Linked DNA regions of Mus musculus: all the other regions are linked to region 2. A link is a loop called in an ENCODE intact Hi-C map of the cell type or tissue named here. Cell type or tissue: heart. All regions are shown on one strand.

Region 1 (8,000 bases), 140 kb after region 2:
TCATCCAATTGTGCTTGTGCATGAATATGCCTATAAAAAACAAGTGTAGGTCAAATCCCTCCTCCCCATTTAAACAAAGAACTGCTAATGAGTTGGGCAAACTGTCTTCCTGCCTGCCCTGCCTTGTTATACGGATGGTCATGAAGGCCAAGAAGCCCTGCAGAGATTCTGTTTGGAAGCATAAGAGAGAGAATGGGATTCTCCCCTTACCTCTCTTCTACCTCCATCAGACTCCTGAACCATAGAGACAGGAGCACGCTGTCCTCTGAGAGGGTCCACAGCAGCTGACTCAGACAGATAGACACCCATAGCCAAGGAGTAGATGGAGCTTGGAGACCCTTATGGAAGAATAGGAGGAAGGAAGGGCCCTGAAGTGAATAGGAACACCACAGGAAGACCAACGGAATCAACTAACCTGGACCCTTGGTGCTCTAAGAGTCTGAACCAACAAGCAAAGAACATACATGGGGTGGACCTAGTCCTCCCTGCACATATATAGCAGATGTGTAGCTTGAACTTCATATGGGTCCTGAACAACTGTAATGGGGGATACCCCAAACCTGTTACCTGTACCTGGGATATGGTCTTCTAGCTGGGCTGTCTTGTTAGGGCTCAGTGGGAAGCACCTAGCCTCACAAAGACTTGAAGTGCCAGGGTGGGAAGCAAACCCGGGGAACCTCCACCAACTCAGAGGAGAAGGGTAGGGGAGTGTGGGAGGATTGTGGGTAATCAGGAGTGGGCAGTGAGTAGGATGTAAATTGAATACGTAAAAAAAAATTAATTAAAAAGAAAATAAAGAGACAGAATGGAAGGTACATATGACCTCGTGGGGGAAACTGGGAAGAACTGGGAAGCTCTAATTAGGGGAGTGGAAGAACATAAATATGGATTTAAAGGGGAACCTTGGAGCTCTTACTCCAACTCCCTACCTGCCTGCAGCTCATCTAGACAAACCTAACAGTGGTCACCCTGATACCTAAACCACACAAAGACTCAACACAGAAAGACTATTTCAGACCAACTTTATTTATGAACATTGATGCAAAAATGCTCAATTAAATACTCACAAACCAAACCCAAGAACAGATCAAAAATATCATCCAACTTGATGAACGAGACTTTATCCCAGGAACACAGGAGTGGTTCAATATATGAAGTCCCATCAACTAAATCCACCATATAAACAAATTGAGACAAGCAAATATTTCATAATAGTCTCCTTAGATACTGAAAAAAAAACTTTGAAAAAATCCAACTTCCCTTCATGTTAAAAGCCTTAGAGAGATCAGGAATACAAAGTGCATAACTAAACACAAGAAAAGCAACATCCAGCAGGCCAATAGCCAACATCAAATTAGATGGAGAGAAACTTAAAGCAGCTCCATTAAAATCATGGACAAGACAAGGCTGTCTATCTCCCCACATCTCTTCAATCTAGTACTTAAAGTTCTAGCAAAAGCCATAAAACAACAAGAAGGGGATATAATTTGGAAAAGAAAAAAATCAAAGTATGGATATTCACAGATGATATGATAGCATGCACAAGTGACCCCCAAAACTCTACCAGAGACCTCCTACATCATATAAACATCATCAGCAAAATGGTTGGATACAAAATCTGCTCAAAAAAAAAAAATCAGTGGCCCTCAGTTATATGAACAGTAAACAGACTGACAAAGAAATTAGGGAAACAACTACCTTCTCACTATCCACAAATATTATAAAATATCCTGGTGTAACTCTAACCAAGCAATTGAAAGACCTGTAAAACAAGAACTTCAACTCTCTGAAAAAGGAATATAACTAAGATATCAAAAGATGGAATGATTTCTCATGGTCATGGATAAGTAAGATTAACAATAAAAATGGCCATCTTATCATAAGCAATCTACAGATTCAATGCACTTCCCATTAAAACTACAACATAATTCTTAACAGACCTTGGAAAAACAATTTTCAACTTCACATGGAAAAAACAAAACAAAACTGTATACCTAAAACAATCCTGTACAATAAAATGACCATCCCTGATTTCAAGCTGTACCACAGAATAGTAAAACAAACAAACAAACAAACAAACAAACAAATAAAACAACAACCACAAATGCATGATATTGGTACAGAAACAGAGAGGTTGATGAACTGAATCAAATACAAGATCCTGAAATAAACCCATACACCTATGAACATTGATTTTTTTTTTTTACTAAGAAGACAAAAACCATCCAATGGAAAAAGAAAGCATCTTTAACAAATGGTAGCTGTCTAACTGGATGTCTGCATCTAGAAAATGTAAATAGATCCAATTTATTATCCTGCAAAAACTCAAGTCCACATGGATCAAAGACCTCAACATAAAACCAGATACACTAAGTCTAATACAAGAGGAAGTATAAAGTAGCCTTGAACACACTGGTACAGGAGACAACCTCCTGAACAGAACACCAAATAGCTCAGGCACTAAGATCAGTAACTAATAAATGGGGCCTCATGAAACTGAAAAGCTTCTGCAAGGCAAAGGTCGCTGTCAATAGGAAAAAATTGGTAGCCTACAGAAGGGGAAAAGATCTTCATCAACCCTATGCCTCATGGGGGTGGGGGGGGTGACACCCAAAAAATATAATGAACTCAAAAAGGTAGACACCAACAACCCAAATAGCCAATTTAAAAATGGGTTAAAGAGCTAAGCAGAGAATTCCTCAATAGAGGAATCTTTAATGGCCAAGAAAGACCTTTAAAAGGTCCAACATTCTTAGCCTTCAGGAAAATGCAAACCAAGGTGACTGAGATTCTACTTTACACCCAGCAGAATGGCCAAAATCAAAAACGCAAGCCACAGCACATGCTGGCAAGGATGTGAATCAGGGAGAACACGCCTCCATTGCTGGAGGGAGTGTCAAGTTGCACAACCACTATAGAAATCAATTTGGCAGCTCCTCAGATAATTGGGTATAGTTCTACCTCAAGACCCAGCTATACCACGGTCATATACCCAAAAGATGTTCCACCAAACTACAAGGCACCTTACTCAACTACATTCAGAGCAACTTCATTCATGATATCCAGAATCTGGAAACAATACAGATATCCCTCGATGAACAAATGGATAAAGAAAATGTGGTTCACTTACACAGTGAAATACTGCTCAGCTATTGAAAATAAGGATATCAAGAATTTTTCAGGCAAATGGATGGAACTAGAAAACATCATACTGTAGGCTTAGAAATTTCAAGACTTACTTAATTAGAGTTCTTGAACGCTTCAACTTTCCCTCTAGCCCACGTACCAGAGGTAAGGGGAAAGAAAGGTTAATTATTTGGATTGTGCAAACACGGGTTCATACCAATTCCAAGATTATTCTGTGGCTATACAGCCATGTATTGTGATGATTCAGGTCACAGCGGTGTCTATTAGAAATTCCTATTCAAACGGAGGCGTCCATAAATCTAACAATTCATTCCAAGGGAATAGGAACTAACATTCCACACAACAGTTGCCCTCACAAGACTTTCTGTTCCAGCACACTAGGAAATTTAGGAAGTTCTGTAAATCCCGAGAATCTGACTATAGCCATGTGATCACGGGTCAGCTAGGCAGAGCATGTTCTTCAGCAAAGTTGAGTGCGCTCCCTTCAGCATCTCAGGCACAGGCAGTCAGCAGAACCAGATTGCCCTGGCCATCCTGTTGTTTTCCAACCTTCTCCTCTTCAATCTTGTTCCCGGGGGCAGTGGCCCATCCTAGGTCAGCACAGCATCTCCAGGTCAGCAGCTTCCCCTGTCTCCCAACCAGCCTGAGTCAGCTCCCTCCGCGCCCGACCCGCCACCCTGCACAGTCCCTCTGGATCTGCAGGACGGCGTTGCTCCCTGCACCAACCTCCATGTCAGAGATCCAAGCCCAGTTCTGAGCAGGACAGTCCCCTAACTTTGGGGGAGAAGCGAGGTTTAAGAACGAACCCGGAAGTTCAATACTGACAGCCCCTTCTGGTGATGTCATAATTGTTGGGACTACATTTCCCACAAGTCAGTGCAAAGGACTTCCAGGAACACTCCAAATGGGTTTTGTGCACTGCCTGGGTACCTGCCCTACTGTGAGCAAGTGGAATTAGAAAGAAACAGTCTTCTGCACATGGGCAGCCACAGGGCATTCGGGCTTTTTTGAAGTGCTGTGGTCTCAGCATGCGATGTTAGCCTGTGAGTCGAGCCTTTCTCAGTAATGTTAATCATGCTAGTTATTTCTGCTAAAACGTGATTTTAAAGCTCAAACCTACTTATGAAATCATACTAACACATGGGAAATCATGCTTTCATGGTCTGCTTTACTTAAAAATAAGGAAGCAGGACGGTAATGTAGGACTGTGCATTTCTTTAATGAAACCACGCTTGGTGATCCCGCCTGACATGCAGCATCTCAGGTGCTTAAAACAGAAGAACAGGAAATCAGGCTGGTGAGATGGCTCAGTGGGTAAGAGCACCCGACTGCTCTTCCAAAGGTCTGGAGTTCAAATCCCAGCAACCACATGGTGGCTCACAACCATCTGTAATGAGATCTGACGCCCTCTTCTGGAGTGTCTGAAGACAGCTACAGTGTACTTACATATAATAAATAAATAATAATTAAAAAAAAAAAAAGAAGAAGAACAGGAAATCAAAACTAGTCACCACCGGGTGTTCTCTGAGCACAGGCTTTCCTCCTCCCCATCTCCCAGCAGGAGGTGCAGAGCTCCTGGGATCACACTGGTGAGTCTACTGACTCTTGGTACACTGTGCACTATAGGATTTCCCTTGTTCCCTTTGATGTTCCTTATAGAATTTCCTCTCTCCTGATCACGCCATGATTCATGTTTCAGACGATTTAAATATTTGTTATCTGTCTTGAACTTCCCTCACTTCTAAGCAGAACACTGAGATGATTCCTCCTTGAATACAAAGGTGTTAGAAATATGTCCCTACGATTGTCAAGTGAGCTCAGTGTAGTAAAGAAGCTGCATTGGGACCATGGAGTACTGAGAATGCCCATCTCTTCTTAGGAAGATTTATTGCTGGGCAGTTTGTGTTTGAGACAAAGGTACACACCCATTATAAGGAAGGCTTCATGCTTCCACGATGTATACAGATTGATGAGGAAGCTGTTTCAGTGCAGAGACTATGGGAAGTTCCTATTCAATTCTTGTATTCCAGGCAGTGTGCTAAGCCAGGGATACAGCTCCTCTTAGAGAAACTAGAGTCATCAAGCAGTATTAAACAATACCCCTAATACATTCACCTGGACACTTGATTGGCATGTCTGTTTAGAATGAACTCATGACTAGTCTGTACTCCTGAAGGCTGCAGGGAAGGGCATTGCCAGCAACCATAAGTACTGCTAGGCTTTCAATGTGTGAGTGTACTGACTGAGGGAACTGACTCACCTGAGAGGAGCTGATCTGTGAGGATGAAACCTCAACTGTTCCGCAGTTTCCATTTCCTCCTAGTGAAATTGGTTAATTCAAGAGAAGGAGGTAGGCACAAACTGAACATGCAGACTCTAGAGAAAGCCTCATTCAGCATGGTGTTAGCGGCCCGGGCATACTTACAGAAAGTTTACCATAGTCTGATTCTCAGGCCTTATATGCTTGTTTAGACCATGTTGGAAGTTTTAGCTTTATTGCCTACACTATCATTTTATAGTCACTTAATCCTTTAAGTTTCTCCCATAGAAACATTCTGCATTCAATGTGATGTGTGGCCAAATTCCTTTTAAAAATCTATGCTTACAGTAAGCTAAAGAGATTGTTCAGTAGTTGAGAGTAATTAAATTCTTACAGAGCATGAGTTTGTTTTCTAACATTCACATTGTGGCTCACAAGCACAGTTCTAGAGGACCAGCCCAACTCTTTTGACATCATGAAGCTCATATAGAAGAGAGGAGCACAGGGACATAAACAGACAGACAGACAGACAGACAGACAGGCAGGCATGCATGCACACACACACACTGCTAGTAAAATTATATATGTGTGTGTATACATATAAACAAAAATGTATGTATATATACATATATGTATGTATATATGTACACATATATAATTAAAAGTATTTATGGGGCCTATGGTGGTATATTTCTTTGATTCTAACAGTTATGGGTCAGAGAGACTTGGATCTCTGTACTTCAGAACAGCTTGGTCTTTTGAGTGAATTTCAGGAATGTCAGCACTACACAGAACAACCCTATCTGGAAAACACTGATGAAAAAAAAATATTCAGGCCTCATGTTTGAACAAATTTGATGTTTGTACTGGCTGGTTCTGTGTGTCAACTTGACAGAAGCTGGAGTTATCACAGAGAAAGTAGTCCCCTTTGAGAAAATACTTCCAGGAGATCCAGCTGTAAGGCATTTTCTCAATTAGTGATCAAGGGTGGGAGAGCCGTCCCTGGGCTAGTAGTCTTGGGTTCTATAAGAAAGCAATCTCAGAAAAATATTTTCAAGAAAATCATGGAAGAAATTTTTTCTAACCTAAAGAAGGAGATGCCTATAGAAGTACAACACCACAAGTCCCTTCCGCTCGACTCGAGCCCCGGGCTTCCTTGCCAGCAGAGTCTTGCCCAACACCCGCAAGGGCCCACACGGGACTCCCCACGGGACCCTAAGACCTCTAGTGAGTGGAACACAGCGCCTGCCCCAATCCAATCGCGCGGAACTTGAGACGGCGGTACATAGGGAAGCAGACTACCCAGGCTTGATCTGGGGCACAAACCCCTTCCACTCCACTCGAGCCCCGGGCTACCTTGCCAGCTGAGTCACCTGACACCCGCAAGGGCCCACACAGGATTCCACACGTGATCCTAAGACCTCTAGTGAGTGGAACACAACTTCTGCCAGGAGTCTGGTTCGAACACCAGATATCTGGGTACCTGCCTTGCAAGAAGAGAGCTTGCCTGCAGAGAATACTCTGCCCACTGAAACTAAGGAGAGTGCTACCCTCAAGGTCTGCTCATAGAGGCTAACAGAGTCACCTGAAGAACAAGCTCTTAACAGTGACAACTAAAACAGCTAGCTTCAGAGATTACCAGATGGCGAAAGGCAAACGTAAGAATCCTACTAACAGAAATCAAGACCACTCACCATCATCAGAACGCAGCACTCCTACCCCAACTAGTCCTGGGCACCCCAACACAACCGAAAATCTAGACCCAGATTTAAAAACATTTCTCATGATGATGATAGAGGACATCAAGAAGGACTTTCATAAGTCACTTAAAGAATTACAGGAGAGCACTGCTAAAGAGTTACAGGCCCTTAAAGAAAAGCAGGAAAACACAGCCAAACAGGTAGAAATCATTAAAGAAAAACAGGAAAACACATCCAAACAGGTGATGGAAATGAACAAAACCATACTAGAACTAAAAGGGGAAGTAGACACAATAAAGAAAACCCAAAGCGAGGCAACGCTGGAGATAGAAACCCTAGGAAAGAGATCTGGAACCATAGATGCGAGCATCAGCAACAGAATACAAGAAATGGAAGAGAGAATCTCAGGTGCAGAAGATTCCATAGAGAACATCGACACAACAGTCAAAGAAAATACAAAATGCAAAAGGATCCTAACTCAAAACATCCAGGTAATCCAGGACACAATGAGAAGACCAAACCTACGGATAATAGGAATTGATGAGAATGAAGATTTTCAACTTAAAGGGCCAGCTAATATCTTCAACAAAATAATAGAAGAAAACTTCCCAAACATAAAAAAAGAGATGCCCATGATCATACAAGAAGCCTACAGAACTCCAAATAGACTGGACCAGAAAAGAAATTCCTCCCGACACATAATAATCAGAACAACAAATGCACTAAATAAAGATAGAATATTAAAAGCAGTAAGGGAGAAAGGTCAAGTAACATATAAAGGAAGGCCTATCAGAATTACACCAGACTTTTCACCAGAGACTATGAAAGCCAGAAGAGCCTGGACAGATGTTATACAGACACTAAGAGAACACAAATGCCAGCCCAGGCTACTA
Region 2 (8,000 bases):
TTTTGCTTATCACTGATGAAAGGATCTATCTTTCAAAATGAAAACTGGCAGTTGTTTAACCATATATGAATGTATATATATATATACATATATATGAATATTCCTTTTAAATATCATTATTTTTTCTAAACGTGAAACCTTGGTTTTACTTCTTGTTATTGTTCTTGTTCCAGACAGGGTTTCTCTGTATAGCACTGACATACCTGAAATTCACTCTATAAACTGGCTCTCCAGTAACTAAGAGATACAACTCTCTGACCCCTAACTAACAGAATTGAGTGTATGTAGCACCATGAGCAGCATAATTTTTTAATTATATATTTTATTTTACTTGTGTATCTGTCTCTGTCTGTCTGTCTCTCTGTGGGCCTATCTATTCTATAATAGATTCCTGATGATGTTTGAGCCTGATAATGTCAAAATAGGGTATTTGATCCTCTAGAACTGCTATTATATGTTCTTGAGAGCCACCATATGCATATTAGAAAACAAACTCATCTTCTATAAAACATTAATTACTTTTGGGGGAGGTTCGAGACAGGGTTTCTCTGTGTAGCCTTGGTTGTCCTGGAACTCACTTTGTAGACCAGGCTGGCCTCGAACTCAGAGATCTGCCTGCCTCTGCCTCCCAAGTGCTGGGACTAAAGGCGTGTGCCACCACGCCCGGCCATTAATTACTTTTAACTACTGAACAATCTCTTTAGCCTGTAAGCACAGATATTCAAGTGATTTCGCTAAACATGACACATACTAGGGATTGTTCCCAAGAGAGAAAATTAAATGATCAAGATGTAAAAAAATTATAGTAGGCAATATATTTAAAATGGTGAACATGGCCTAAACAAACATATTAGTCCTGAGACTCTAGCTCCAGTAGACATTTCCATAACTATGCCTGGGTCCCTAATAGTGTGCTGAATGAGCCTCCTCTTTGATCAAATCTTCAGGTTGTGACTATACCACGGTAGCTACTCCCCCTATTGAATTACACAGGCAAAATGCAAAGAAATGGAGACAGTAGAAGAGTCGTGACTCTATGCTGTATCCTCAAGGATGAGCGCATCTCCTATGAATGACTACTCTCTTAGGTAGGTTTGCATGTAGCAGATACAAATATACATGTACACACATACACACAAGTAGCACAATGTACTTAAGGTTATGACTGACTAGCTTACAGATAAATTCAACTCAGCCTAGGGTTATAGCATTTGGCTTTGGCAATTACTGGAACACAACCACTAATCTACTCTTGTAACTGCCGTCATGGCTACCTTCCCAGTGCTCTACCCCAGATATTTGCTGTTTCTCCTGGCCACAGGCTCATGGTCCATCTGTCCCAGGGCATCTTCATCCTCTTTCCCCATTTCTCCTTGTCCTGGTCTCTCTTTCTTCTCTCTCTTCTCCACCCCCTACCAGGTAACTCAATACCCGCCCTCCACAAATCCCTCCAGTAATTGGCTGTAGCCAATTTGATTTATCCCATAGTTTTAAATCAAGGATGAAGGTTTGTGCCACAGAACCATGTAAATATGAGAAGTCAGCTGTAGTACTAGATCTTGGATACAGAATTTAGCATTACAATACATAGCAACAGACCAGATCTCAACACATAACATATATTGGAAAACTAGCTATGCTCAGAAATACTAACTTTTGTGGTTTCTGTCAATGCCCTTCACTGCAGCATTCAGGAGGAGGACAGACCAGTCATGACACTTGCCAATCAAGTACAGGTACATGTATTGTTCCTTGACTCTAATTTTTCTAATTTGAGGAAGCCGTTCTGCATTCCTGGATAAACATACTCACTGGAAAAGAAGAATTAAATATGGACTCGGCACAGTATCTTCTTTGAAACAGCTTCTTTTTGAATCATTAGGATTCAGGGAAGTAGGAAGTCTTTTCTGTAACAGGGTTTGTAACTTTGACTCAACCATGAACTGCACAAGAATAAACCTTCCCAAGAAGAGACATGAATTCTCAATACTCTATGTTTCCAGTGTAACTCCTTTAATACAGTGATCTCATTAGACAGTATTATGAATATTTCTGATATCTTTGTATTCAAGAAGAAAATATCTCAGTGTTCTGTTTAGGAGAAGTGAGGGAAATTCAAGACAGATAACACTAATGTTCAAATATTGTCAAATATGACCGATGACAGGATCAGTGCAGAGACAGAAAAATCAATAAGGAACATCAAACCTAAGGCAGGGGGAAATCCTATAGTGCACAGTGGATTAAGAGTTAGTACACACGCCGGGCGTGGTGGCGCACACCTTTAATCCCAGCTCTCCGGAGGCAGAGGCAGGCAGATTTCTGATTTCGAGGCCAGCCTGGTCTACAGAGTGAGTTCCAGGACAGCCAGAGAAACCCTATACAGAGAAACCCTGCCTCGAAAAAAAAGAGTTAGTACACACATCATTGTGATCCCAGTAACTCTGTCCCGCCCCTTGGGAGACATACAGAAGAGAAAAACCAGTGGAGTGCTCAGAAAACATCTGCTGGTGACTAGCTTTGATTTCTAATTCTTCTATCTTAAGCGACTAGGATGGTTTCAATAGAATCGTAAAGAGATAATGCTCACTCCTACATTAACTTCCTGCTTCCACATTCTTAAATAAAGCAGATCATGAAAGCATGAATTTTCCATTTGTTAATAAGATTCTATAGTAGGTCGGAGTTTTTAAATCAAAATGTTTTATCAGAGATAACATGGAAACCTGATAGGCGGGATTAATGTGAAAGGTTCAGCTCACAGGCAAACATTTCGTGCCGTGACCAAGGACTGTAAAAGAGCCCAAATTCCCTGTGCATGTCCATGTGCACCTGCTCTCAGTGGACTGTAATCCAGGCAGTGTACAAAACCTCTTCAGTGGGTTCCCGGAAGTCCTTCCAATTGATTTGTGGGAAATGTAGTCCCGGCCCCTGTGACGGCATCAGAAAGTGCTGTCAGCATCAAATTTCCATATTCTTTCGTCAAAGGTCGCTTCTCAAATTTGTGCAGTTGTCCTGTTGAGCGCTGCATTTGGATTTCTGACATGGAGGTTGGTGCAGGGAACAGCACCATCTTGCAGATATGAGGGACTGTGCAGGGTGGCGGGTAGGGCACGGAGAGTGCCGGCTTGGGCTTGTTGTGAGACAGGAAGCTGCTGACCTGGAGATGCTGTGCTGACCTAGGCTGGGTCACTGTCCCTGGGCACAGGTTTGATGAGGAGAACGTTAGAAACTACAGGATGGCAAGGGCAGGCAGGGTCTGCACACTGCCTGTGCCTGCGATGCTGACCAGAGCTCAAGCATGTTTAAAGGGAAACGTGCTCGGCCTAGTTGACCCATTCTCACTGGCTGTAGTCAGATTCTCTGGACATACAGAACACGGGGACATCTACCGCCCCCTATACGTCATGTCCTGGAGACTACTCCTTGTTTGAGTTCACACAGCTTTCTAAAGTTCCTAGTGTCCAGGGACAGAGAGTCCTGTGACGGTGATTGTTGTGTGGGGTGTTAATTACTTTTCCTTTGGAATGAATTGTTAGATTTATGGATGCCTTGGTTAGAGTGGGAATTTCTAATAGACATCTCAGTGACATGATTCCTCACAATACATGGCTGTATAGCCACAGAATAATCTTGTAATTGGTAACATCCCGTGTTTGCACAATCTATGTAATTATGGATTTTACACAGATTAAAAATGACTAGACAGTAATACCTCAACGGTTCTGAGTATGTTTGTGTTCTGAGTATGTGTTCTGTCCAGTATTTGGACTTCTTTTCAGATGTGAGAGATAGATGACTTGGTGTGATGAGAGAAAGATCGCTGGGAGGAGCTGGAAAGTCTGAAAGGGAAGGAGGAAATATCTCTGCTCATCTGCCAGGCTCTGTACATTGTTCTCTTTAATCTGGCAGGATCTGGATATTGTCTCATCATGTGATTTTCTTATGTATGTTCCTATTATTGGCAGTGTTCGAACTCTCTTAAATTTTCCCTGTCCCTCAATGTGACTTTCAGGTTTACTGATGCACCCTTAATAGTTTTAGGAAGAAGTCTTCAAATTTTTCAACTGTATTAGAAAGGCTGCAAGATAAATTTCAAAACCTGTGGCATACTTGGGAACTTATGATTTGCATATAGTAGGTTCCTGTTCATGCAAAATGCATAGTTGTCCTTTTGAAGAGTTAAGAGAATAGTTTAGTCCAGAGCCATTTTTGTAGCCATGATCTGAGAACACAGGTTTAATTAATCCAAATTCCATGCTCCAACATGAAATCTATTTCATGGTTTTACAGAACAAAGAATGTCATTAACCTAAGAAAGCTTAAAATACATTGGTGTAAGTCTGATAGAGGTATGTATATGTACCTTGAGATATGGGAGATATTCTATTCACCTAAGATACCATCTGCTGAGATTTTAGCTTTTGGGTTGATAGAATCTCATGTTCTGCCTAGTCAGTGGATTCTGAGAGGTTTTTATCTATTAACAAGCTGTGTGGTCCACTACATAGTGAGGCAAGGACTGTCCCTGAAGGGAAAATCAGCCCAAGACAGCTAACCCTGAACCTGCAGAATTCCAGGCTCTGCCCCTCAGTGAACTTCCACGTGGGCCATCAGTCTCTGCACACACAGACTCCTTACAAGAGTTTTGCATTCACAACATACACACAGGTTTTCTTTGTGTGTTTGTTTTTTCAGGGTTTCTTCTCCACATCCCCTCCTCCATCTCAGGCGATCTTGCTTATACTGTCCTCAGTCAAACCAAGCTTTAGTGAGCTGGAGATAAACAAGATAAACAAGATTGAGGGACACTGGATCCAGCTAACCAACAGAAACAGGACCCAAATGATTAGATTCAGAAATGAACAGGGAGATTTTACAACAGATACCAAAAACTTCAGACTATCATAAAGGGATATTTTGAAAATCTGTCCAGTGTAATTGGAAAATCTAAAAGACATCACTCATATCTACTTGTTGTAGACAACTTTGTACTGGCTAGTTTTGTCTCAACTTGACACAGGCTGGAGTTATCACAGAGAAAGGAGCTTCAGTTGGGGAAATGCCTCCACGAGATCCAGCTGTAAGGCATTTTCTCAATTAGTGATCGTGGGCAGGGGGGGGGTCCCTTTGTGGGTGGTGCCATCTCTACATCAAGCTGGTAGTCTTGGTTCTATAAGAGAGCAGGCTGAGCAAGCCAGGGGAAGAAAACCAGTAAAGTAGCATCCCTCCATGGCCTCTGCATCAGCTCCTGCTTTCTGACCTGCTTGAGTTCCAGTCCTGACATCCTTTGGTGATCAACAGCACTGTGGAAGTGTAAGCTGAATAAACCCTTTCCTCCCCAACTGCTTCTTGGTCATGATGTTTGTGCAGGAATAGAAACCCTGACTAAGTTGGATTCATTTCTTGATTCATTCTTCTGGCCTGTATCTCGTGAAAGGAGAACTCTGGGTGGGCATCACTTATTTTGGTATGTGAGTGTTCATTGTCAGTATGTCCCACATTTTCAGTGTTGTTCGTGTTCTCAGTGGCCCTTTGTGGTTTTGTAATTGTGGCTTCTGATTCTTTTTCATGGTTTCTTGGCTATGCTCATCTCTCTTGTCAGCCTAAAATGGTGGTTTCTGTATTTTCTTTATGTTTGATTTGTAAGATACAACTTTGTAATGCTCTTTATTATGTTTTTCTGTCTTTTTCAGTCGCTGCAGATAGTTGTGCAGTGTGCAGTGTCTTAAGTTGGATATCATTGTCTTTTAGGAGTTGGAATGATTACTCCAGGCTCTTCTGACTTTCAAAGTTACATAGAGGAATTGCCTGATATCCTAATAAATGTATTCTTTCACTTGCAGATTTCAGTATGACAGGAGGAATTTATTTTCTGATCTTGTCCAATTAAATATTATGTGTGCTTTTTATATTATTATGGGTGTACCTTTCCTTACTTTAGGGATTTCTTTTACAGCCTTCTTGAGATCATATCTGTATAGTGGTAATTTAGTTAACCTGCTCTGGATTTGACAATAACAGACACACACACACAGGCACACGTGCATGTTCAGGATCGTTAATTTTGATATTCCTTGGCTAGCTCAATGGTTGAGTACTTCTAATCTTCCCTGCGCCTAGCATATATTTCCCTCTGGAGTTTCTGGTTTAACACCTTGTAATTCTATGTTTTATCTTTGCTGTTCTATTACCTTCTGGCAGCTGGCCCCATAGGGCTGCTTGCTCCTTCCACCTACATTTTGGGTGGTTTTTCTTCCATAGCTCCTGAATCTGAGCCCTCTGCCTCTGAGTCATGAAGAATCTGCTCTCTCTCTCTCTCTCTCTCTCTCTCTCTCTCTCTCTCTCTCTCTCTCTCTCTCTCTCTCTCCCCTCTCTCTCTCTCTCTCTCTCCCTCTCATCTGTCCCAAGCCCAGGAATCCTAAAAGTTCCACCTCTCGCTGCCCTGCCAGCTATTTGCTGCTGCCATCTTAATTTATCAATTAGAACCAACGGGAGGGCAAGGTCATTATTGTCTCCGGAGCCTACAGTTGTGTAAGCTGTTTTGGGAGCCAAAATTAACACTAGAATACAAGCAGCATGAGGCCAAATCCACTTCTTCTATGAAACTTCCTGGTCTTTTCACCTTGTCTAACATTTCCTGCATGTTTCCTTCCCACAGATTTTTTTGTTCATTTATTTCATATGCTCTGCTTATTTTATCTAGAACATCCATTTTATTTGTAAATACTTACACGCTATCTTCTGCCAATTTATTCTATTTTTCTATTTTAATTCTATTTATTCTATTTTAAGTTTTTCTGTTAAGTTTTCTGTTAGGATTACTGGGATAGATTTTGGATCATTGCTAGCAGAATCCTCTTCAGTGTTTCTCTTTATTGAATTCCAGTTTCAAATCCTGCATTGTGTTGTCATTTCCATCCTTCTAAAGCTTTTGGCTTCTTGAGCATCACAGAAGCATTTATTCTCCTGAAGGTCGCTGTCTGCTATGGCACTGAGATGCTTCTTTGTGCCGTTTTGAAATGTTTGTAGTCTTTGATGAAGGTTATGACTACTCCTAAAGTCTGTGTCCTAGTGCTCATCTAAGCCATGTGTAATGGCAAGTATTTCTATCAAGTATGGTGGTGGGATTAAATGCCAGCATGATCTTTTATATTGGTTATTTTTATATGAGATCTGGCCTTATGGTTTTCAGGAGAAAATGCAGGCATAACCTAGCAGTTACTGTACCTGCAGAAAACTTAAATGTTGTTTGTTTGTTTGTTTTGTGTGTTTGACAATATAGCAGCTTCCTTTATCCTATTATATTCCTTAAACCCAAATTCATTAGTTTTCTTAATATTCTCCTCTTCTATGATTTTAAGGTCATCTTAAAGTGGTTGAATGTGAACTCCATTCATTTGAATGAACCTTAATTAAATCATAAAAGTAAAATAATCAGGGAATTGTGGTACATGTAGTTAATTTTGGACACTATTCAGTGCCCTACAAGGATGCAATATGGTTATTTTTGACAATATAGATGATGTTAGATTTGGGAGCTCAGTCCAAAGAGAAGAAAATTAGGAAAGCGGCTGAGAATAAGAGATAGGGCTGTTTGTTAGTACACATAGAGAGGGGCACCAACTCACTTGGAAGTATGAGATGGGGGATTGAGTGAGGGGAGAAACCTGGCTTGGACCTTTTAGAGCAACAGGTGAGGGGCTTGGGAATGAGGAAGTTGATGCAGCTCTAGGAGCCCCCTGCAGGTCTGCAGTCTCCCCTTCCTGGTGTTGTCTGCTTAGGCAAAATAGATTGTCTTGAGAGATAAGAGGTCCCCAAAAATCTATTCCTGGATTGTAGCAGACAAGTAACGTTTAGGCAGGTCAGCTGTATTCACATAGGAATCCTGTGTTTAAAAGCAAGAAATCTAACCAACTCAGTCAGATGTTGAATCTAAAGTTGTAAATCATGTGAGAGATACAATTTTTATTCCAGTAATCTCATGACTAGGAAACCTT
Region 3 (8,000 bases), 66 kb after region 2:
TGAGGAAAGTGGGAAACTTCAGTGTGGCTAGTACATGATGTTTTTGGAAGTAACAGAATAAATAATGTATAAACTGTAGAGAGAAATTGAGACTGGAAAGAAGGTGTCTGGGGACAGAAAGCAGAGGCTGATATTGAAAATTGCTTGTCCTGCAAGCCTTAAAACATGGTTTATGAACAACAGAATCCATGTAATTGTGGAAGGAGAGTAGAGGGCTGGGCAGTGTTCAAGTGAACATGAATGGAGCCAGGATAAGATGGAACTTTGATATTTAAGAACTACCTCATGTCCAGATTGACCTATGGGGAATACAGACTACCATCGACCAGGTTCATCTAAAGACTGTGTTCCAAAGCAATATACGACAGGGAAGATAATTATCTCTGAAACTCACTTCCAGACACCAATATCTGATAAGGTTATTCAAGTGTTGATGATTTTCAGACTCAGGAACCTAGAATTATTGACTGTTCACATGATGAGTTCATGAATCATGCAGGAGAAATTTTCTGTTAATGTTTCTTATGAGATTTTTTTCTGGTAGATCATCTAGGAAAGAAGATCGTCTCTACATATGTGTGTCTCTACACTTTAGCAGTAGTCCTTCGACGGTAAGGGCAGTGCCGAACAGAAGCATTCATTGGTCTCTCACTCATGAATGTGCTTTTGACTTGACCAACATCAGTTTCCATTCCAAGGAAACATCACATTTTGGAGGTGGGCTTCATTAGCCTTAAGAAAGTAAGCTTGTGAGTAGGCATGGGGAATTCAGAGTTCTTTACAAGACTCACAGGAGTCTCACTGATGAAGCTGATATAAACATTAAGGACTATAGAGGCTGAGAACCCTGTTATCACTGCAGCATCCTACAAGACAAGAATCGTCTGCAGGCATGCAACTTTCCTGAGTTCTTACCCAGAATCCAGTCACATGTCGCTGCCTTGAGCCACCTGTATTCCTGTGCTATCTCTCAATCAAATGCCTGTCAGCAAAACTAGTAAACTCTTGATTCATGATAGAGTCTTGGGTGGAATCTTTCCTACGTCTGTCATTACACCCTGGTCTGATGGGAGCAGACTCTTCTTCTGTTCTTCACTGGAAAAATCACAGAATGGAGTGTCTTATTCATTGTGGTGGAAACACATAAAGCAGTTTGATTTCCTGCTGGTGGTTGAAGAGCTGAGAAGTCATTCCACTTCAGGGAACATGGCAGCAAGCAGGCAGTCATGGTCCTGTGTAGGAGCAGACAGCTTACTCTTTGATCCACACTGGAGCACATACAGATAACTGGAAACTGCATGCTATTGTGTAATGAAAAAGCCTAGTGACATTTTCTTGTGACAAGGTCACACCTCCCACTCTTTCACAAATATTTCCCACCAACTGAGACCGAAGCATCAGTTGTATGAGGCTGTAGGGTACTATTCTCATTCTACAACCTCAGTGAATCTAAAGTTATAGACATTGTGAGATCCCCTATTCTTGTTATAGAGATGGGCAATCCTGGTACTTTGTCCAGAGCCAACATTAAATCTCCTCTGTGACAAGAGCACATCCATGGAAGTCTCTGCCTTGTGGAAGTGGAATTTCATTTGAAATTTTGATTTCATTGGAAAGCCCATTGTGGGGACTTTATGCTCATAACTACACTTTCAGGAAAGCTCTCCAGGTTCAGAACACAGCGACAAAGGAAACTCTCTTGGGGCCTGATACTAACCTAGATGAAAGCAGAACTGGACAGCACTGTATATGTTGTACTAGTTGTGGAGGCTCTGAGGTGCATCCTGTAGGTCAGCATGGAGCTTTGCAGCCATGCTAAGAGAAATGCTTCACCATGTAACTGGTAGGGTGTATACTGTCCTTCCTAATATCTTGGTGGGATCACACTTCATAAAACATGCAGGTGACAGCTAAGTGGACTTGGAACCCCACCATAGCCTCATGTTAGAAACATAGCAACATCTAGAAAGGGGATGTCTGTGCTTTAGAACACACAGATGAAGTTTAGGTTGACACTGTTCTTTGACATCCAAATGATTCAGCAACCACAGACCCAATGCATATGATGATGTAGGGGTTAGGTTTTCACAGCACATTCCTCTCGAACTTATTCTTATCCTTCCCTGCCTGGTCACTATTCCTCCTTTTGGAAAAGGCAGGTTTCCACTGGTCCATGGTAGGTTGAAGGAGTAATCTTGTAAGCACTTTGAAATAAGCAATTGATTGAATTACAACATCAAGAGACTTTGGGCTTTGACTGTCTTGGGACTATTAAAGTCTATGGGCATGTTGAGAAGTGAATTGTCTTTCTTAGAAACAGATGAAAGTGAAACTCTCAGAGGCTTCCAGGTTACAGAGTATGGTGTTTTTTTTTAACGTATTTGATTGTCAAATTCCAATAAACTTATTTGATATTTCTGATTTGTTTTTGAAATAATCATTTCTCTGTCCTGATTTTGAGAAACTGAGGTTAGTTCAGGGCAGATGCTTTGACTTTCAAAATATTGTCACATAGGAACACTTGTAGATCAGAGCAGGGAAAGGAAATTGAGTAAGAAAGATCAGACCTCTGCAGAGAGAATTCTAACAATGGATAATGGGCCAGTGGCCAGTACACATACCAGTGTGACCTCAGGAGCTGTGTCCTCCCAAGTGTAATCTGAGCAGGGGAAGGAACAACAACATCAACAACGGGCAAACATACCCAGTGGCTTATGTGTACCTGTGTTTGTGAACAACCATTGGAGACCGTTAAAATTGTAGTACAGCTCCCACTAAAAAGGAATTTCTTAAATATATATTAACATTTTAAAGTTTTAACTTTGTTAAATGATCTATACTCTCAATGTGTCCCTGACCAACTAACCACAGTATATACATCCTAATATTTACACAAAACTGTTTTTCATGATGTGGAATCTGATCCATGTATGTCTCATGCAGAGTGTAATTGCAAAGGAACAAGTATTATTTATTTATTTGCAATACTGAGTATTATGACAGAGTCTACATTAGAGTCGAGCGCTTTAAAGTAGGCCAAGTACCTACCATAGTACCTACCATAGTATAATAGTAAAGAAAACAGAGAGAAGGCTACAAATCTAAGACCAGGGAAAGACCACATTCAGTTCCAGGAATAGCTTCGCAAAGACTTCTGGGATATGTAGTCCAAGCAACTGTGCCATCACGAGGAGCCATCCAGGCAATCCCACTTTAGCTTTCGTTTTGTACATTGTGCCTTCCTCAAAGTTTTTGCGAGAGTCCTGAACGGCTGTACACGCCTGTTGTCTCTGTCATGGAGGTTGGTTCATGAAACAGCACAGCCTGGGGCTTTGTGCAAGCATCGGGCTGGGAAAAGGCGGGGAGAGTGGGTGTGGGGAAGGTGGGGACTGAGCGGACCTGGGCTTGGAGGGAGAACGGAAGAAAAGAAGCTGTTGGGATTTGTTGTGCTGATCTGGCTGGGTCACGTGAGGTTGCAGTTCTGGACCAGGAATGGGGCGATTGGGATTGTGTCTGAGGTGAGGGTTTTCATAGGACACCGCAGGGTGTCTTGGACATAGGAACAGACTGGTAGCAGGGGTCAGGATTGCAAGCTAGTGATGGTGAGATGACTACTTGCACCTGAGGCAGTGCTGGGAACTCTTTGACAGCTTTGCTGGGAAGCATGCTCCCCTAGCTGCCCCATTCTCAGGTGGATGCTGTCAGATGCCCCAGTCAGTACCTTTAGAGCAAATGGGGTACCTGGCCCCACTATCCTCTGTACCTGGCCTCCTCCTACGGTCCTGATTATGTTCATTTTCCCTATCAGTTAAGGAATTAAGAGAGAATAAAAATCCAAGTCCCAACAGGTCATAGATGGGAAAATCTGGAACAGAGCAGAGAGATCTGCCAGGATGGGAGGTCACTGAGAGTCTTTGACTATAGGTGAGGAAACACATGTAGTGGATACACAGAGGGAAGTCAGCAAAGCAGGCAACCTGCCACCTGGTTTTACCTTGAGGGCTGGGTTTCCTTAAACCTTGGATAGGTTTCCTGTTCATAAAGTAGGGTTGAATAATTGTAAATAAGACACAATGTCTGCTTGGCACACTATGATTATGTCAACGTGCCTTGATCAGGCCTTGAACCTGAGAACGTTTATGAGCAGGGTATTAGTATCTGGTGAAAATCTCGCGTGGCCTTGTTTTAGGGGGCCAGGCTTTTGTGTCAGGTCAGCAGGGTAAGGAAGAGCTCACAGACCTGTGTGTATTCTTGTGACTTAAAGTAAACAGACCTGTGATAGAAAGACACTTGAGCCTACTGTGAGGCACATTCCTGTCATCTCTGTATTTGTGAGGGGGAGGGGCAGGACCCTCTGGTCAACCCCTGCTTGATAGCAAATTCAAGGCCAATGTAGGCTACCTCAGTCTGTGTCAGAAAACATTTAATCATGCTTGATGGACGTGAGAAATACTCTCTATGATTCATTCCATGTCTTCCAGTGAGAGCCGTGGAAAACCCCTGCAATCAACACTTTGGTGTCTTACAAAGTACACATGCTTCCCTTCTGCCGACCCAATCCATGTGGGATTCAAACTTTGTTTTCACTAACATGCTCTTGTTAAAGATGGTACATTTGGGTGACTATTTGTTTGGATTTACTGTGTGAGGAAGGACTCTCCTCTTTCCCTTGCTTGATTATTCTTCCTATTGACAGTGAATGTTCACTCCTTTTGGATAGTTAAGTTTGTGTTAGATTCTGCCATGACCTGAGGATGCTTTCTTCTGGTCTTCCCTGAATTCTTCCAGTTTGCTCCGTCCATATCTAGGCAGAGACTCCATCATTTCTTCATTGCCTTTCTGCAGTTCTTGAATGATGCAGGCTACTGTAGTTTATGTTCATGTGTCATTTTCTGCCTCTTTTTCTGGGATATCTTCCTGTGTTCCTGTCCCAGAGGTTTAGCTGCTTGCAAATGCTTCTTACAGTTAGCTGGAACAAGCCCACGTCCTCCACTGTCCCTCACATGGGTACTGCTGTCTGCAACCAGTAAAGGAAACTGCTAGTGTGGGATGCCGTCCTCTTGCACAGGTTTAAGTCCAGGTCCCCTTGGTGTGTAGTTGTCCCCCTGATCTCCCAGGCCTCTTAATGTTAGTATGAGGGAAGGAGTTACTTGTCTGTACAACTCATGTATGAACCTTGCTGTGTTAGACATGTCATATCTGGAAAACTGGAGAGGAGGTGTGTTTGGTGATGACAGTCAGATCCTGCTGATCTGCATGTGTATGTCAGAGGCCATGAAGAGAAGTTACATGATTTGAACATTTGTCAAACACATATACAAGTAATAAACCTGAGCAGTGCAGATCCTCAATACATTGTCATTTTCTGTTATGAAACTCTCTGTTAGCCGGGCGTGGTGGCACACACCTTTAATCCCAGCACTTGGGAGGCAGAGGCAGGTGGATTTCTGAGTTCGAGGCCAGCCTGGTCTACAAAGTGAGTTTCAGGACAGCCAGGGCTACACAGAGAAACCCTGTCTCGAAAAAACCAAAAAAAAAAAAAAAAGAAAAGAAACTCTCTGTCTTCACAGAGTCCTCCATAGTCTTTTTCAAGTAAGGTGACATATAATGAGTTAACAGCTGTGTCTGCTTGCCTGATCAGTTCTTTCATATTCTCTATTCCATCCTTTACTGAATACACTCCACCTACTGGTGCTTTAAGAAGACACATAAACAATATACAGACTACTAAAATCCAAAAATACATCTAGAGGCCTAATGTATGGAACAAATGTGTTATTTATTTTAAAAATAAATCATCGTTATATAAGGAATGTTTTTCAGAGGGAAAACAAAGATGATTACATTTGGTCTTTCATATTTTTCACATTTTATTCCATTTCCTGAGTTGTATGATTTCAAGACATGGTAGCTCCATTGTGAGCATGCTGTGTTTCTCTCACAGAGAGTTGTTTTCATCTTTGCTCTGCTCTGGGCTCCTGCCATTCCCTACATTGCTGGTTTTCCCACGGACTTGGTGATCCTGTGGTTGAAAAGGGTGTAATCCGTTTGTTCTCACTTACTTGTAGAGACAGGACCCTTCTCTACCAGCTTTAAAGAAGGTTTCAAGACAGTTCAATTTCTTTTCCCTTGAGAATCTTCTGTTCACCAAAGTGCTTCATTCTGCTGGTGTTTTGGAGATTTTCTGGCCTCTTCATTTTGCTGAACTCTGCTCATTAGACAAAAGGCTATTTTCTGTGCGGTCATTCTTTAAAGAGGATATATTTTAGTTGTCCTATAAAGTCTTGTGACAATAGCTATTCCCTCCTCCCAAGGGTGCAATCACCTTGCACTTCAGACACAAGACTCAGGGCATTGCAGCTGGATCTGACATGAAGATCTGAAGAGGGACAAGTTGTCCATACGCATTGAAGGTGCTTTGCCAGGTTCCAAGGGAGAGAAGCAATCAATAGCCCTGCTTAGCTCTTATACCAGTGGGCCACAGCAATATCCTGTATGTCATTCCAGCTGTAAAGATGCCACAGTGCCACTCAATATCTTGACATATGCAGGAGCTGTCCAATGGGACTTAAAGCCTCATCAATAGAAGTTACATCATGCTTAGAAGCTGCCGCAGGTGACTTGTTAGGTTGAAACCTTAGAGGGGAACATACTAATGACATGTTACTAAAGCATCCTAAGCTCTCACTGCATTCTGATTGCTTTTCCTTAGACCTACACATGAGTGTGTAGCTCTTACTGTTCAAAGCACTCCTACACATGAGTGTGTAGCTCTTACTGTTCAAAGCGCTTCTACACATGAGTGTGTAGCTCTTACTGTTCAAAGCTCTCCTACACATGAGTGTGTAGCTCTTACTGTTCAAAGCGCTCCTACACATGAGTGTGTAGCTCTTACTGTTCAAAGCGCTCCTACACATGAGTGTGTAGCTCTTACTGTTCAAAGCGCTCCTACACATGAGTGTGTAGCTCTTACTGTTCAAAGCGCTTCTGGCTGCATCAGAGAGAGCTCTGCAGAAAACTGAAGCTTACCAAAGTGCAGAGGACTATGTATGACCTTGTGATCTGACCCAATAGGTATGTCTACAATTTCTGCACATAATAGCCAGGGAATATTTCTGGAGCAGGAGCAGTTTGAGTATGAGCATCAGAGGTCTACGTAAAAACCAGAGGTTTGCTGTGAGTTCATTAGTGGTTTTAATTAATTACAGGTGTGGGATTTTTCATTGGTCTTCATTTCAGGAAATGTTGTCCTTCTGGGATGTGGCCATTGATTTCTCTCCAGAAGAGTGGGAATGCCTGGAGCCTGCTCAGTGGGATCTGTACAGGGACGTGATGCTGGAGAATTTCAGCCACCTTGTGTTCCTGGGTGAGCATTGTATCTTAGAGAATTCCTATCTCACCCCAACCATCAACATGTAGCTTCCCTGCTTTGTACAATATCTCATGGAAGTATTTCAACAACGAGTTTCATATCCATCATTTGAAGAAAAATTAGGGAGGTTGCTGTACAGCTAAGAAACATGTCATTGTTTTTCCTCGCTGTGTTTGAAATGTCTGTGTTGGAAGCATGCCTCCTTTGCTCTTGTGGGACTGTTAGAAATGCACCGGCATCAGGCGTGGACCACACTTGTTAATGAAATTGTTTCTCTATTCAGTTTCATGTTTTCCCTCTAAAGAAACTCAGAATCAGGATATTGTACATTCCTTTCTGTATTTTACTGTCCATGTCAGAAACCCTTGAAGGAACTAATTGTCTGCAGTTATTTATTGTATCATGTCTTTCCTTATAAACACTGTTCTGAAAGAGAGAGTAAAAGAACACTTAATCAATCTTAACCTCTTGTTCTCCAAACAGGTCTTGCTGTCTCTAAGCCATTCCTGGTGACATTTCTGGAGCAAAGACAAGGGCCTTGGGATATGAAGAGACAAGCAGCAGCCACTGTGTACCCAGGTGTGTAGGAATGTGGGGACCAGGGGACAGATTTCAAGTCCAAAGATCC

The links. Hi-C counts contacts between places; a loop is a spot of excess contacts. Peaks named below come from ENCODE experiments on the same cell type or tissue, not always from the same donor. Only the 100,000 strongest peaks of a DNase experiment are listed, where the experiment ranks them.
Region 1: it touches region 2 in a loop (2.8-fold over the local background); 4 of 42 quality-filtered maps call a loop at or near these places.
Region 3: a loop joins it to region 2, with 2.1 times the contacts of the local background. A loop is called at or near these places in 2 of 42 quality-filtered maps.

Annotation. Positions count from the first base shown.
Region 1 is chr13:67,265,158-67,273,157 of GRCm38, forward strand. It overlaps Zfp458 (zinc finger protein 458), which reads right to left and starts at 3,911. Exons shown (of 4, transcript NM_001001152.2): 1 at 3,874-3,911. The coding sequence starts at 3,879. In heart, no CTCF peak of the experiment used is centred here; a DNase peak (open chromatin) is centred at 4,004; H3K4me3 peaks cover 1,266 bases; H3K27ac peaks cover 765 bases.
Region 2 is chr13:67,125,265-67,133,264 of GRCm38, forward strand. It overlaps Zfp759 (zinc finger protein 759), which reads left to right and starts at 2,964. Exons shown (of 4, transcript NM_172392.3): 1 at 2,964-3,050. The coding sequence starts at 3,045. In heart, a CTCF peak has its summit at 3,393; a DNase peak (open chromatin) is centred at 3,017; H3K4me3 peaks cover 1,041 bases; H3K27ac peaks cover 928 bases.
Region 3 is chr13:67,191,294-67,199,293 of GRCm38, forward strand. It overlaps Zfp455 (zinc finger protein 455), which reads left to right and starts at 3,213. Exons shown (of 4, transcript NM_001048204.1): 1 at 3,213-3,301; 2 at 7,240-7,366; 3 at 7,856-7,951. The coding sequence starts at 3,296. In heart, no CTCF peak of the experiment used is centred here; a DNase peak (open chromatin) is centred at 3,328; H3K4me3 peaks cover 967 bases; H3K27ac peaks cover 841 bases.